4 separate regions of the Homo sapiens genome follow, and all the other regions are linked to region 1. The links are chromatin contacts, found by Hi-C or POLR2A ChIA-PET in ENCODE. All regions are on one chromosome and are shown on one strand. Each heading gives the region's core, a stretch centred on a gene start or an enhancer-like site at or near the end of the contact. The rest is flanking DNA. Distances are from core to core; before and after follow the strand shown. Region 1 overlaps LOC105379772 (a long non-coding RNA gene). Region 2 has its middle 49 kb from the start of PTP4A2. Region 3 has its middle 18 kb from the start of PTP4A2. Region 4 overlaps PUM1 (pumilio RNA binding family member 1).

The links. Hi-C counts contacts between places; a loop is a spot of excess contacts on that map. ChIA-PET counts read pairs that join two places held with the same protein, here RNA polymerase II (POLR2A). Pooled maps may share reads with other maps.
Region 2: a loop to region 1 is called in a pooled map, with 3 times the contacts of the local background. The contact joins two enhancer-like sites. A Hi-C loop is called at or near these places in 1 of 50 pooled maps. POLR2A ChIA-PET finds 5 or more read pairs at or near these places in 2 of 52 experiments (WTC11 and activated T-cell).
Region 3: a pooled map shows a loop between it and region 1 (2.4-fold over the local background). The contact joins two enhancer-like sites. A Hi-C loop is called at or near these places in 2 of 37 single-sample maps with no recorded cell type and 2 of 50 pooled maps. POLR2A ChIA-PET finds 5 or more read pairs at or near these places in 1 of 52 experiments (PC-9).
Region 4: a loop to region 1 is called in a pooled map, with 6 times the contacts of the local background. The contact joins two enhancer-like sites. A Hi-C loop is called at or near these places in 2 of 37 single-sample maps with no recorded cell type and 3 of 50 pooled maps.

The regions. Positions count from the first base shown.
Region 1 is chr1:31,481,579-31,485,145 of GRCh38, forward strand. LOC105379772 (a long non-coding RNA gene) reads left to right here. Exons shown (of 3, transcript XR_001737618.2): 3 at 502-578. Among named protein-coding and RNA genes, the nearest start is that of LINC01226, 35 kb to the right of the region's middle. RefSeq lists an enhancer at 1,597-1,906 and a silencer at 2,571-2,749. Within about 2 kb of position 1,838, at least 13 of the 41 ENCODE cell types and tissues checked have a DNase peak (open chromatin) inside an H3K27ac peak, as active enhancers do; they include PC-9, where a contact is called at or near this core.
Region 2 is chr1:31,888,027-31,891,679 of GRCh38, forward strand. No RefSeq gene overlaps it. Among named protein-coding and RNA genes, the nearest start is that of PTP4A2, 49 kb to the right of the region's middle. RefSeq lists enhancers at 1,169-1,218, 1,509-1,658. Within about 2 kb of position 1,330, at least 21 of the 41 ENCODE cell types and tissues checked have a DNase peak (open chromatin) inside an H3K27ac peak, as active enhancers do.
Region 3 is chr1:31,954,554-31,958,273 of GRCh38, forward strand. No RefSeq gene overlaps it. Among named protein-coding and RNA genes, the nearest start is that of PTP4A2, 18 kb to the left of the region's middle. RefSeq lists enhancers at 1-488, 489-1,265, 1,266-2,043, 1,273-1,880, 1,468-2,027 and 1 more. Within about 2 kb of position 1,623, at least 37 of the 41 ENCODE cell types and tissues checked have a DNase peak (open chromatin) inside an H3K27ac peak, as active enhancers do; they include PC-9, where a contact is called at or near this core.
Region 4 is chr1:31,012,024-31,015,478 of GRCh38, forward strand. The region is part of intron 3 of PUM1 (pumilio RNA binding family member 1); the gene reads right to left. Among named protein-coding and RNA genes, the nearest start is that of SNORD103C, 46 kb to the left of the region's middle. Within about 2 kb of position 1,493, at least 3 of the 41 ENCODE cell types and tissues checked have a DNase peak (open chromatin) inside an H3K27ac peak, as active enhancers do.

The sequences.
Region 1 (3,567 bases), core at 588-3,087:
TCTACTAATATTACAGAATAGACTTGAAAACAAAAAGATGATACTCTTTTAAAGAGAGACATTTTATAATCATAAAAGGGTCAATGTGTCAGGAAGATATAATAATCATAAACATATATGCACTTAACAACAGAGGCCAAATATATGTGAAGTAAAAACTGACAAATGAAGGGAGAACTAGGCAATTCAACAATAGTAGTTGAATACTTTCAATAATGAATACAATATCTTGGCAGAAGACCAACAATGAAATAGAAAACTTAAACTACACTATAAACCAAAAACTTAAACTACACTATAAACCAACTATACCTAAAATACATCTTTAGAACACTGCACCCAATAAATTATACAAGAAAAGAAAAATTGACCTTTGAACAACACGGGTTTGTGTTTGAACTCTGTTCATTCACTTATATGTTACTTTTCTGCTGCCTCTGCTACCCCTGATATGACAATACCAACCCTTCTCTCTTTCTCCCTCTTCCTCCTCCTCCTCAGCCAACTCAGCATGAACACAATGAGGATGAAGGCATTTATGATGACCCCACTTCCTCTTAATAAACAGTAAATATATATTATCTTCCTTGTGATTTTCTTAATAACATTTTCTTTTCTCTAGCTTATGTTATTGTAAGAATTCACTATATAATACATATAATGCACAAAAAAATGGGTAGATAACCTGAGGTTTATTCAAACAGTGGACTACTTTATAGTATTTGAAATAATTTAAGTAGAGTTACATGAACCAATAAGGATAAACTTAAAACACACTAAATACTGAAAAAAGAAGCAGGTTGCAAAATGATATGGTATGATACTATTTATTTTAAATTTTTAAGAACACACAAAATAATACTTTATATTGTCTATGGATACATACATAGGTGGTAGAAATACAAATGCATGCATGGCAATGATACTTATCAATTAAAAATTTTTCCTGTGGGGAATAAGGGAGAAAGGAAGGACTCCTGCCCATAGGACCACTAATGCTACTCTAACCCTAATCAGGACTGGGTACTGAGTGTGGGGAGATTCCCTCACCCCAGTTGGGAGTAGCCACAGGGTGTTAATCAGATTCCAAGGCAACCCTTGCTCTCTATCCATCGCACATGAATTTGAGCTTGTGATCTTGGGCACAACCCACAATCTCTGGACCTCGGTCAACCCATTTGTGAAACGAACTAAAGATATTTGCCCTGGAGAGTGGCAAACTCAGTGTCAACCTTCACACTGTCAGAAGCAAATGGGGAAGATAATCTAGACTGCCTTGTACTGTGTGGCTTTGTAGCAGCACAAGCTGCAGACAAAGCCTCTCAGACACCGAGTTGTAGAAGGAAGGGCTTTATTCAGCTGGGAGCATCGGCAAGCTACTGCCTTAAAATCTGAGCTCCCCGAATGCACAATTTCTGTCCCTTTTAAGGGCTCACAACACTAAAGATTTCACATGAAAGGGTCGTGATTGATTTGAGCAAGCAGGCAGTACATGACAGGGGCCACATGCACTGGTGGTCAGAGAGAAACAGAACAGGGCAGGGAGTTTCACAATGTTCTTCTATATGATGTCTAGAATCTATGAATAACATCGGTTTCTAAGTTATGAGTTGATTTTTAACTACTGGGTTTAGGCCAGGCAGGCCCAGGCCTGGTTTTTGGCCTGGCGCCGGGCTGCCTGTCTTTGGTTTTACTTCCTTGTCGTTTTTTCTTAAAACGGGTACTGAGTATAAAACAATATCAGAGGGTCTCTCTCTTCCCTCAGCTTCACTGTCAAGTAAGAATTTCTCTCCCCAGGGGAAGCAGATGGAATTAAAACATGGTGATTATTCTTAAACACCTCACGCAACGGCTGCTACACACCATCTGTGAAGTCAGTTGCAGATCTATGATGAGGAAGTAGAATCATGTGGTCCCCAGGCCCTTTGCTGAAATGTCTTTCTGCTGGGTAATTAATTACGTGGTGTTGAAATGCTCTGCGTCAACTCCCTTTGGTTTAGTCATCATGCTTGCTTAATGTTCTGTTAATGTCCATGCTGCTTTCTAGGAACTTGCACATCAGCATCGCTGTCCAGGTTAAAGGAATTTGCAATGTCCCCGTAGGCCCTGAATTTCTACCCTGAATGAAACAATGAAAAGGGGGTGACCATACTCTCATCTTCCCCAGCTTCCTGGTTGCTGCAGTGTAGGGGGTTGGCTGTGGGTGGTGGGTAATGAATCCCTGTTGGCTCCTATTGCCAAACAGACTGATTACACATCAGCTCTGATAACTGACGGATCCCACCCTCAGACAAAAGCAAGAAAATGTGGGTAGCAGTTTGCATTGTAATTAGTAGGGAATAAAAGGCTCTAAGTGCCTCATGATTTCTGGTTCATTGGAATTGAAAACAAAGTAAGGTCTGGTACTGAGGGAGAGTCAGTCCCTATTTGGTTGACCCCAAAACATTTGCAATTAGATTTGCTGGATCTGGGATCCCAAGAGATTTTGAACCATGGGGTGGGAAGCCACCAAATTCAAATTCTTGATGGCATGATGGGCTTGATCCATGGGGAATGGGGCTCCCCCAACCCCTTTCTGCTGCCACCAACAGCTGAGGCTGGTGTTGGGGAAGAAGAACCCAACAGTCCAGCAGGCAGAGGCAGCAAGTCACTGGTAGGCTGTCCTCAGTAAGATCTTGTCTCTGCTCAGCAGCCCCAAGTGGATGAGTATTTTGTTTTTTATTGTGGCAAAATATACATAACATAAAATTTACCATTTTAACCCTTTTTGAGTATATTACTAGGTGGTATTAAGCACATTCATGTTGTTATGCACCCATCACCACCACCCATCAACAGATTTTTTTTTTTTTTTGGGAAGGAGTCTCACTCTGTCGCCCAGGCTGGAGTGCAGTGGCAGGATCTCGGCTCACTGCAAGCTCTGCCTCCTGGGTTCAAGCGATTCTCCTGCCTCAGCTTCCCGAGTAGCTGGGACTACAGGCGCCTGCCACCATGCCTGGCTAATTTTTTTGTATTTTTAGTAAAGACAGGGTTTCACCGTGTTAGCCAGGATGGTCTCTATCTCCTGACCTCGTGATCAGCCCACCTCAGCCTGCCAAAGTGCTGGGATTACAGGTGTGAGCCACCACACCTGGTCTGAATTTTTTTGGGGGTGGTGGCTCATGCCTGTAATTCCAGCACTTTGGGAGGCTGAGGTGGGTGGATCACGTGAGGACAGGAGTTTGAGACCAGCCTCGCCAACATGGCGCAACCCCGTCTCTACTAAAAATTAGCCGGGTGTGGTGGTGGGCACCTGTAATCCCAGCTACTCTGGAGGATGAAGCAGGAGAATCACTTGAACCCGGAAGGCGGAGGTTGCAATGAGCTGAGATGGTGCCATTGCACTCCAGCCTGGGTGATGGAGGTGGGGATAGGGGAGGGGGGAACTCCGTCTCAAATAAATAAATAAAAAGAACATTTCAAAGTAAGGACATCCTGTCACATAACCTCTAATTATTTCAGCAAGCATCTCTTTAAAAAAAAGGACACTCTCCTACATAACCGCATGGTTATTATCCCACCTAAAAA
Region 2 (3,653 bases), core at 80-2,579, 410 kb after region 1:
TGCTATGAACATTTGTGTACAGTTTTTATTTGAACACTTGTTTTCTTTTTGTTTTTCTTTTTTTTTTTTTTTTTTTTGAGACGGAGTTTTGCTCTTGTTGGCCAGGCTGGAGTGCAATGGTGTGATCTCGGTTCACCGCAACCTCCGCCTCCCGGGTTCAAGCGATTCTCTTGCCTCAGCCTCCTGAGTAGCTGGGATTATAGGCATGTGCCACCACACCCAGCTAATTTTGTATTGTTAGTAGAGATGGAGTTTCTCCATGTTGGTCAGGCTGGTCTCGAACTCCTGACCTCGGTGATCCTCCCGCATCAGCCTCCCAAAATGCTGGGATTACAGGCGTGAGCCATCAATTGAACACTTGTTTTCAATTCTTCTGAGTACATACCTAGAAGTGGAACTGCTGGGTCAGACAGTATTCTATGAATTCTATGTTTAGCTTATTGAGGTCCTGCCAAATTGTTTTCACGGCAGCTGCACCATTTTACATTCCCACCAGCAATGTTCCAATTTCTCCTTCTCCACATCCTCGCCAACACTTGTTACTTTTCTTATTATAACCATCCTAGTGGGTATGAAGTGGTATCTCATTGTAGTTTTATTCGCATTAATCTAGTGATTAATGACATTGAGCATCTTTTCATGTGCTTTTGGCCATTTATATATATTATTTGGAGAAATGTCTACTCAAGTCTTTGCCCATTTTTAAATTGGGTTGTTTGTCTTTTTGTTGTTGAGTTGTGCCTAAGGAAGTAATTTTAAATTTTAAAAAATATAGCCGGCGTGGTGGCTCACGCCTGTATTCCTAGCACTTTGAGAGGCCGAGATGGGTGGATTACCTGAGGTCAGGAGTTCAAGACCAGCCTGGCCAACATGGTGAAATCCCGTCTCTACTAAAAATACAAAAATTTGCCAGGTGTGGTGGCAGGCGCCTGTAATCCCAGCTACTACACAGGAGGCTGAGGCAGGAGAATCGCTTGAACCTGGGAGGCAGAGGTCGCAGTGAGCTGAGATTGCGCCATTACACTCCAGCCTGGGCAACAAAGCAAAACTCCATCTCAAAAAAAAAAAAAAAAGAAGAAGAAGAAGAATATGATCAGGGAACTACAAACAGTTTTCTGGGCTGTGGTATAAGGTTCAGTGCAGACAAGCAGGAAGGAGCTAGAACTAGAAGGATTTTTCATGCTAAACCTTTACCTGAAGGCCCAGGGAGCTTCAGAAGGAGGTGCCATGATCAACCTATGTGTTGGAAAGATCACTCTGACACCCCATGGAGGATGCACTATGGTGGGGCCAGACTAGGGTCTACTCAGGAGGCTGTTGTGAGACAAAAGGAACTAAGACAGTCGCGGTGGGCGGGGACAGGAAGTAAGACATTAACAACTGCCGCACATTAGACTGTGAGCCACACAAGGTCAGAAAGCAGATATGATTCCTGTATCAGAGTTCCTGCCTGTTACGCATTGAACGCTGTCTTAGTCCATTTGGGCTGCTATAACAGGGTGGCTTATAAACAACAGAATTTGTTACTCATAGTTCTGGAGGCTTGGATGTCTAAGATCAAGGCCCTGACAGCCTCAGTGTCTGGTGAGGGCCCACTTCCTGGTTCACAGATAGTGCCTTCTTACTATGTCCTCACATAGTAGAAGGGCCAGGCTAGCTCTCTGGGGTCTCTTTATAAGGGCACTAATCCCAATCATGAGTGTTCTGCCTTCCCAAAGACCCCACCTCCTAATACCATCACCTTAGGAGTTAGGATTTCAACATATGAATTTGAGGGGAACACAAACATTCTGACTATAGCAGAGTATGTCCCTCCAAAAGAGCTATGTTGAAGTCCTAACCCCCAGTACCTCAGAATGTGACCTTATTTGGAAATAGAGTCATTGTAGATGTAATTAGTTAAGAAGAGATCACACTAGAGTAGGGTGGACACTTAATTCACTATAACTGTTGTCCTTATAAGAAGACAGTCATCAAGAGTTTGAGATCAGCCTGGCCAACATGGTGAAACCCCGTCTCTACTAAAAATACAAAAATTAGATGGGTGTGGTGGCACACACCTGTAATCCCAGCTATGTGGGAGGCTGAGGCAAGAGAATCACTTGAACCCAGGAGACAGAAGTTGCAGTGAGCCAAGATCGCACCACTGCACTCCAGCCTGGATGACAGAGTGAGACTCTGTCAAAAAAAAAAAAAACCTTGAAACACAGAGTGGGCAAGCAAATTTCCCAAGGTTTCCAAAGCTAGTTAAATGGCAGAGCCAGGATCTGATGCCTGGCAGGCTGACTTCAGGCTCCAGTGCTCTTACCCAATATACTATGCAGCTGTTCTATTAAATATTTGCCGGAAAGTTCAACAGATGGATAAATGAATGACTGGATCAATCTGGATTTGGTACCAGAGTAAAAAGTGAAGATGGGTGGGGTGTGGTGGCTCATGCCTGCAATCCCAGCACTTTGGGAGGCTAAGGTGGGAGGATTACTTGAGGCCAGGAGTTCAAGACCATCCTGGGCAACATGGCAAGGCCCCATCTCTATAAAAAATAAAACAATTAGCTGGGCGTGATGCCCTGAATCTGTAGTCCCAGCTACTCGGGAGGCTGAGGTGGGCGGATCATTTGAGTCTGGAGAGATCGAGGCTGCATTGAACCAGGATCAGGACACTGCATGGGTTCGATGGCTCACGCCTGTAATCCCAACACTTTGGGAGGCCGAGATGGGTGGATTGCTTGAGTCCAGGAGTTCAAGACCAGCCTGGGCAACATGGAGAAACCCGATCTCTACAAAAATACAAAAATTAGCCGGGTGCTGGTGGTGTGTGCCTGTAGTCCCAGGTACTCGGGAGGCTGAGGTGGGAGGATCACTTGAGCCCAGAGGCAGAGGCTGCAGTAAGCTGAGACCTGTGCCACTGCACTCCAGCCTAGGCAACAGAGTGAGACCCCTCCTCAAAAAAAAAAAAAAATAAGTGAGGATGACTCCCAGGTGTCTGGCTCAGATGACTTAGTAGGTAAGGTATCTCCATTTAATGAGACAGGAAAAAGAGAGGCGACATCAGATTTGTGAGGTGGAGGTTGGAGTCTGGGGAAACAACAAATATGTTCTTGAAATGCTGAGTTTGAATTACCAAGAAGACAAACAAGTGATGTCCAATAGACTGCTGGACACATGGGTCTGGAACTCCAGAGAGGCGCATGGGTTAGAATTATAGACTTGGGAGCCATCAGTATACTTAATGTCAGGGTTTGAATGAGATCACCAAAGCACAGTGTATAGAAAGAGAAAGCAGATGACCCAAGACAGAGCCCTGAGGACACTGGAATTCACAGGGCAAGGGAAAGAAAAGAATCCTTTACTTCCTAGCAAAGGGTCTGTCGTGGAAACGACAAGTCAGGTTGTGGTGGCTTGAGGAATGAATAGAAAATGAATCACAGGGTAAATGTATGTGTTACAGGTGAGAAAGTGACAGATGGATTGATGGGCTGTGGCAGAGAATCAGTATGGAAATGACTGACTAGACACGGTGGTTTGTTGGTTGGAGCCAGCTTGCATCAAATGAGAGCTGATTACTAAATTTCAGAAATGTTGCAAGCTGGTTGTTAGATACAGCTTTTTTTTTTTGAGATGGAGTTTCACTGTTGTTGCCCAGGCTGGAGT
Region 3 (3,720 bases), core at 373-2,872, 470 kb after region 1:
TATAGAGAACCTGGCACTTAGTTGACACACCAAAAACTTTACTTCCCAGCCTTTTCAGACCCTTTCCTCAGGCCACCCCACCTTTGCCTTCTCTTCAGCTTTCAAATGTGTTGGCTACTTCCCTTCCAGGCCAAGGAGGTGCTGCTGGAGGTCTGTGTTCCTTCCATAGCATCCCCCTTTTCCCCTCAGCCAAATGAAGCGGAGAGGGCTTGGGCCTGACCCAGTGGCCTGCCCACGTGGCTCCCCTGGAGACCGAGGTAGGGGAAAAGGCAGAGAGTGCGTCAGTCCTGATGCAATCACAGGCTTAGTGCTTGGCTCACTTCCTCCTCTTTGGGTGTTTACGGGAGCCTGGATTCCACAGGAACCCTTGGAAGTGTGCACTGACAACAGAGTAGGGGGCAGACAGCATACAAAATTATCCCTGCTTCAGGGACAGTTCAGGAAGAAAGTGATACTGTGCCTGCCTGGGCCTCACATGCCCTGAGCTCAGGGACACGGGAAAGAGATACCAGGTGTCAAATCAGAGGCAGGGGAGGCAGGCAGGGAGGAAGGAGCCAGGACAGGGGACAAACCACTAGCTGCTGCCAGGGCCAGCTTCCAGACACAGCTCAGGGAGGCTGTGAATAGGCCCTTTATCTAAGCTGAAGTGGGGGAAAGGAATCACAGAAGGGGGTCTCAGGTGATAAGGAGCCTCAGAACAAGCTCAGGGGATCTTGTCCCTTCCTTCTCAGCAGAAATCCTAGCAGGGGAGAAGCTTCTTTTTAAGGATTTTGTTTTCCAGCCATTTGCCCAGGATCTTCATTTGGGAGGCCCCTCCTCAATCCCACAGGCCTTACTGGGTCACCTAGAGAGGTCCTAAGAGGTGCGGTGTTGCACAGTGGTTAAGGACATGGGCTTTTGGCAGTCAAGTCTTAGCTCTTCCAGTGACTGGCTGGATACCCCAGGCAAGTCATTTCACCTAACTCTCAACTCCCTACGTCAAACAAGGATAATAACAAGTAGTCAACCCCAGAGATAAAGCCGGGAGGCCCATAGAACATTGCCTGGCAATGGTAAAAGCACTCAATAACTGTTAGATATTGTTATTTTTATTAAGAATAAAGGAGCCGGGCATGGTGGCTCATGCCTGTAATCCCAGCACTTTGGGAGGCCGAGGTGGGCAGATCGCCTGAGGTCAAGAGTTCGAGACCAGCCTGACCAACATGGAGAAACCCTGTCTCTACTAAAAATACAAAATTAGCCAGGTATGGTGGCACATGCCTGTAATCCCAGCTATTTAGGAGGCTGAGGCAGGAGAATCGCTTGAACCCAGGAGGCAGCGATTGCCGTGAGCCGAGATTGCGCCATTGTACTCCAGCCTGGGCAACAAGAGCGAAACTCCATCTCATAAATAAATAAATAAATAAATAAATAAATAAAGGCTTGGAGAGCCATTTTTTTCTCTCTCTCTCTGAAGCTGGGGCCCAATTGTCCTTCTTCCTTCAATATCTAATGACTGTTTCCCAGCTATCAGAAAGGAATCCAACTTCCCCTCCCCCAGAGCTGTGAAACTGAGTAGCAAAGCTTGCTCAAGCTCCTGAGTCATTCAGCAAAACCAGCCCAAGATAATCAGTGGATCAAGGAAACTAGATGCAGAGTGGGGAAAACCCAGCCGCAAAGCTGGGGCCTTCTCGCAGGGCAGTTCCCTCTGCTGGCCCCTCTGGTGAGCTTTCACTTCAGGTTCACAAACAAGACAGCATCTTCCCAGGCCCTCCTGAACCCAGAATAAGGCCTTAGCTACTCCTGGGTCTCTCAACAGCAGCCAGGCCTTTCTCTGGAATCTTGTTTGACACAAACTTTTTGCCTTTGGACAAACTCTCTCCTTCCCTCCGTATCCCAGGCCTCAGGAGAGTCGAAACCCTGACTCCCATTCTCACTGTCCACTCATTTCTCAGTCCCTGTCATTTGACTTCTGCCCAGCCACTGAACTGTCTGTCATCACACTCAGTGATGATCTTTTCATCACCAAATCCAAAGACTTTTTCCAGGCCTTTCCTACTTGCCTCTTCTAAACAGTCAGCGCTGTCGACCACTTTCTTTCTTTCTTTTTTTTTTTTTCTGAGACGGAGTTTCACTCTTGTTGTCCAGGCTGGAGTGTACTGGCGTGATCTCGGCTCACTGCAACATCCGCCTCCCAGGTTCAAGTGATTCTCCTGCCTCAGCCTCCTGAGTAGCTGGGATTACAGGCGCATGTGCCACCACACCCGGCTAATTTTTGTATTTTTAGTAGAGACAGGGTTTCACCATGCTGGACAGGCTGGTCTCGAACTCCTGACCTCAGGTGATCCACCCACCTCAGCCTCCCAAAGTGCTGGGATTATAGGCGTGAGCCACCGTGCCCAGCCTGTTTTGTTTTTTTGAGAGGGAGTCTCACTCTGTCGCCCAGGCTGGAGTACAGTGGCGAGATCACAGCTTGCGGCAACCTCCACCTCCCGGGTTCAAGCAATTCTCCTGTCTCAGCCTCCTGGGTAGCTAAAATTACAGGCGCCCACCACCACGCCGGCTAATTTTTGTACTTTTAGTAGAGACGATGTTGCACCATGTTGACCAGGCTGGTCTCAAACTCCTGACCTCAAGTGATCCACCCACCTCGGCCTCCCAAAGTGTTGGGATTACAGGTGTGAGCCACCGTGCCTGGCTTCTTTTCTTTCATACTTATTTGTTTATTTTTTTTTTTTTGAGATGTTGTTTCATTCTTGTTGCCCAGGCTGGAGTGCAATGGCGCGATCTCTGCTCACTGCAACCTCCACCTCCCGGGTTCAAGTGATTCTCCTGCCTCAGCCTCCCAAGTAGCTGGGACTACAGGCATGTGCCGCCACACCCAGCTAAGTTTGTATTTTTAGTAGAGACGGGGTTTCTCCATGTTGGTCAGGCTGGTCTCAAAGTCCTGACCTCAGATGATCTGCCCACCTCGGCCTCCCAAAGTGCTGGGATTACAGGCATGAGCCACCGCGCCCGGGCTTGTATTTAATTTTTTTAAATAGAAACGGGGTCTCCCTATGTTGCCAGGCTGGTCTCAATCTCCTGGCCTCAAGTGATCCTCCTACCTCAGCCTCCCAAAGTGCTGGGATTGCAGGCATGAGCCACCATGCCTCACCCTGACCACTTTCTTTCTTAACTCTCCTTCCTGAGCTTCTGTGAGGCCACAGACCCCGGTTCTTCTCCTCCTTCTCTCTTCCTTGGTTGCTGGCAACATTCCAGCCCTTAAATGTCACTTCTCATAGTTCTGCTCTTAGCCCTCTTCCCTTTCTACCCCTCACGCTCCCTCCCACTTTTAAGCTGTGCCTGTGTCTTCAACCTCTACTTCTTTGCTGATGAATTCCCAGACTGTATCTCAACCACAGATCTTCCCCCCAAGAGCCACCCACCTGTCAAGCAGCTCCACTTGCACGCTGCCACATACAGCAAGCTCAACGAGGCCAAAACTGAACTCTATATCTTCCCCCAAACCTGCTCCTCCTAGGTTCCCAATCTTGATGAATGACACCACCTTTTACCCTGTTCCCCAAGCCAGAAGCTCAAATGTCACTCTTGCTTCTGCCCAGCCCAGCCCACCAATCACCATGTTCTTAACATCTTATAAATAAACCTCCCCTCTCCCCTCTGTCTCCACTGTTTCTCTTTTTCTTTCTTTTCTTTCTTTCTTTCTTTTTTCTTTCTTTCTTTCTTCCCTTCCCTTCC
Region 4 (3,455 bases), core at 243-2,742, 470 kb before region 1:
AAAGCAATTAATGCATCTGGTTAGATAGTAGCTTAATTACACTGGACACTAAAAACACCCAAGTAATCTCCCTGGCTCCAACTCTGCTTACCAAGCCACCTTCTTAAAGAACTGGCTTCCTCCTATAGCCAACCATGCCAATCACCAAACACAACCATCCTTGTCCATCTAAGAGTTGTTTTTTTTCCTTAAAAAAAAAAAATCAGCAGACTGCATTTTGGTTTTCATACATTAGCCTCTTGTTGTTCTGGTTAGTGTGGGGTCAATATCGCAACCCAGTCATCTGAATTAGTAATAACAGTCCATTTCAAGATCTACAAACTGAGAACCATGACTTGGGGAGTCCTATCATCCCCAGCAATAAAATAAATAGACCTTGTACTCTTTCTTGTAATGAAACATTAAGTGGAATTCCTAACTGCCCCACCAATAGTGTGTGCTCTCAAATCTCTGGGAGAAACACACACACGTACACTGTTTATCCCACCCTGAATCGTAAGTTTATAAAATAAAAAAACTTATGAAAAGTAAAAAAAAAAAAAAAAAAAAAATTCAGTAAGCTTATCTATGAGGCTTCTGGAAAACAAAATAGAAGTCAAGCACTGGTTTACAAGCAATGTCAGCCACTTGAGACACTTCTTTTAAATTTGTCTGGAAACACCTTTTTTCCTTTCCATCTAACAAAAAAGAACAATACGCAAAACCACACTTAACACTTAACAATCAATCATGTCATAAACCCCTACACCAAGAACCCTTAAAACATGGATTAAGACAATAAAAAGTGGAGAATATCAAGAAACTCTAAGCTTCTTATTTTAAGAACAGTGATAAAGACCCATGAATGCTCTGAAATCACTTTATTTTAAACTAGTTTTAAATCCCAGCTGTGTGAATTTTATCCTCTTCTGCTTTTTCTCACCTATAAAATGACCTATTGTGTACAATGAAAGAGATAACACATGTAATGACATAATACAATGCTGAAACAGTAAACAAAAAATCAGCTACTATCCTTCTTTAAAAGAGCAAAGTAGCAGCCAATAGACATCACAATACTAATGATTTGTCAATGAAATGCTCCTATGTCAAACTATCAGACACAGTGATCATGGCATCACCTAGGCCATGTCAGTACAAACCTCATTACATTAACTACCCCAACAAAACAACACTACAAGAACCATGATTACGGCTTTTCAGGAACTGCAGAGGCAAGACAATTATTGCCTGGACTTGTTTGACCATACCGCCACTAATATTTGAATAGGGATTTATCAATGAGGTTTACTGATGATCTCAACAGTAAAAGGGCTCTCCAGCAACTACTCTGTACTCAAAAGGAATAAAATATTAGGTAACTGCTTACACACTCAATACAGGCTGCACAGAGCATCTCTCAGAGCAGAAATTGAGCATCTTAAGAAATACTACTAACATGGATGTTACAACCCTGCAGACGTGATCAGTTTGATCATGTTATTATCTAGCATCTCTAACTTACAACACAAGCTTAGTTTCACTGGAATGCAGCCAATGCAGGAAACAAATGCTTGATATTTAACTAGCTGGTAAGACAGACCAACAACCAAAACAATTATTAATCTCTTAGTATATATCTCACCACACTCTCAGTACATTAAGAGAAGATGACATCAACTCAGAGAAAGGACCTTTCAGAACTAACTGAAATGAGGAAGTTTGATTGGTAACCACTGATAATCACAGGTGGTAGTCTTACTTGTAAAAATTTTGTATTTTTCACAACTTATGTAGTCTCTCCATACCACAGACTGTTGTTGTGAAATCAAGTGAGATAGTATATGAAGTGCTTTTATAAATACTAAGAACTATACTGATATTAAGTTATACTAAAGCTTTATTTAAAGCTTTAACTTATTAAAACATATCTTTAAGAAAAGCCAAGTTCATTCATTCCTGGTTAGCGTAATTCTTTTGGAAGGGCCTCAGAAACTACATACGTATCAAAAGTCACAGCCAGGTATGATGGCTGATTCCTGCAATCCCAGCACTTTGGGAGGTGAGGCAGGAGGATAGCTTGAGTCTAGGAGTTAAAGACCAGCCTGGAAAACATGTGACAGCCCATCTCTACAAAAACTTAAAAAAGCCAAGTGTGGTAGCACATGCCTGTGGTCCTAGCTATTCAGGAGGCTGACCTAGGTGGGAGGATCACCTGAGCCCAGGAGGTCAAGGCTGCAGTGAGCCATGATTGTGCCACTGCACTCTAGCCTGGGCAACAGAGCAAGATCCAGTCTCCAAAAAAAAAAAAAAAAAAAAAATCTACATTCAAAGTGCTTGTAAAAATAAAAAAAAGTCGAGGCTGGATGCAGTGGCTCATGCTTGTAACCCCAGCACTTTAGGAGGCTGAGGTGGGAGGGTCACTTGAGGAGTTCAAGACCAGCCTGAGCAACATGCCAAGACCCAATCTCTATTTTTAAACATTAAAATTAAAAAAAAAAGAATTAAAAAAGTTGAAAGTAGGCCTGTAATCTCAGCACTTTGGGAGGCTGAGGCGGGCGGATTGCTTGCGGTCAGGAGTTCAAGACCAGCCTGGACAACATGGTGAAAACCTGTCTCTACTAAAAATACAAAAATCAGCCAGGCGTAGTGGCCAGGCGCCTATAATCCCAGCTACTCGGGAGGCTGAGGTAGCAGAATCACTTGAACCCAGGAGGCGGAGGTTACAGTGAGCCAAGATCGCACCACTGCACTCCAGCCTGGGCGACAGAGCAAGACTGTGTCTCAGAAAAAAAAAAAAAAGTTGAAAGCAAACTGCAAACTAAGTATTCAACAATAAATTAGCTGTGGGCCTGGTGCAGTGGCCCACACCTATAATCCCAGCATATTGGTAGGCAGAAGGATCACTTGAGGCCAGGAATTCAAGACTAGCCTGTGCAACATAGTGAGACCCTGTCTCTTTAAATAAATAAATAAGCAAGCAAACAAGTTGTAGTACAACAATGTAAGCTCACCAAAAATAGCCATAATGACTACATGTAATATTTATAAAATAACATTAAATTTTAAAAGTAAAATACAAAATTGTACATGTAAAGACTGCTTCTCCTCATGCATTCTTCCCTTTTGGATCAAGACTGGAAAGAAAAATAAAAGCAGAAGAGTGTTTGTTAGTGCACTGGGATTGTGGATTACTTAATTCAAAATATACTTTTGTTATGATTTTCAACTAATTCTCTAATAAATAAAACTGAGATTATGGTGGTCTGAAATTCACTGCAAATAAATAAGGCATATCTCTCAAGCAGATACATTTCACTTCAACATAATTTCATTTTCTTTTTCTTTTTTTTTTTTGAGACGGAGTCTCGCTCTGTTGCCCAGGCTGGAGTGCAGTGGCATGATCTCGGCTCACTGCAAGCTCCACCTCCTGGGTTCACGCCATTCTCCTGCCTCAGCTTCCCGAGTAGCTGGGA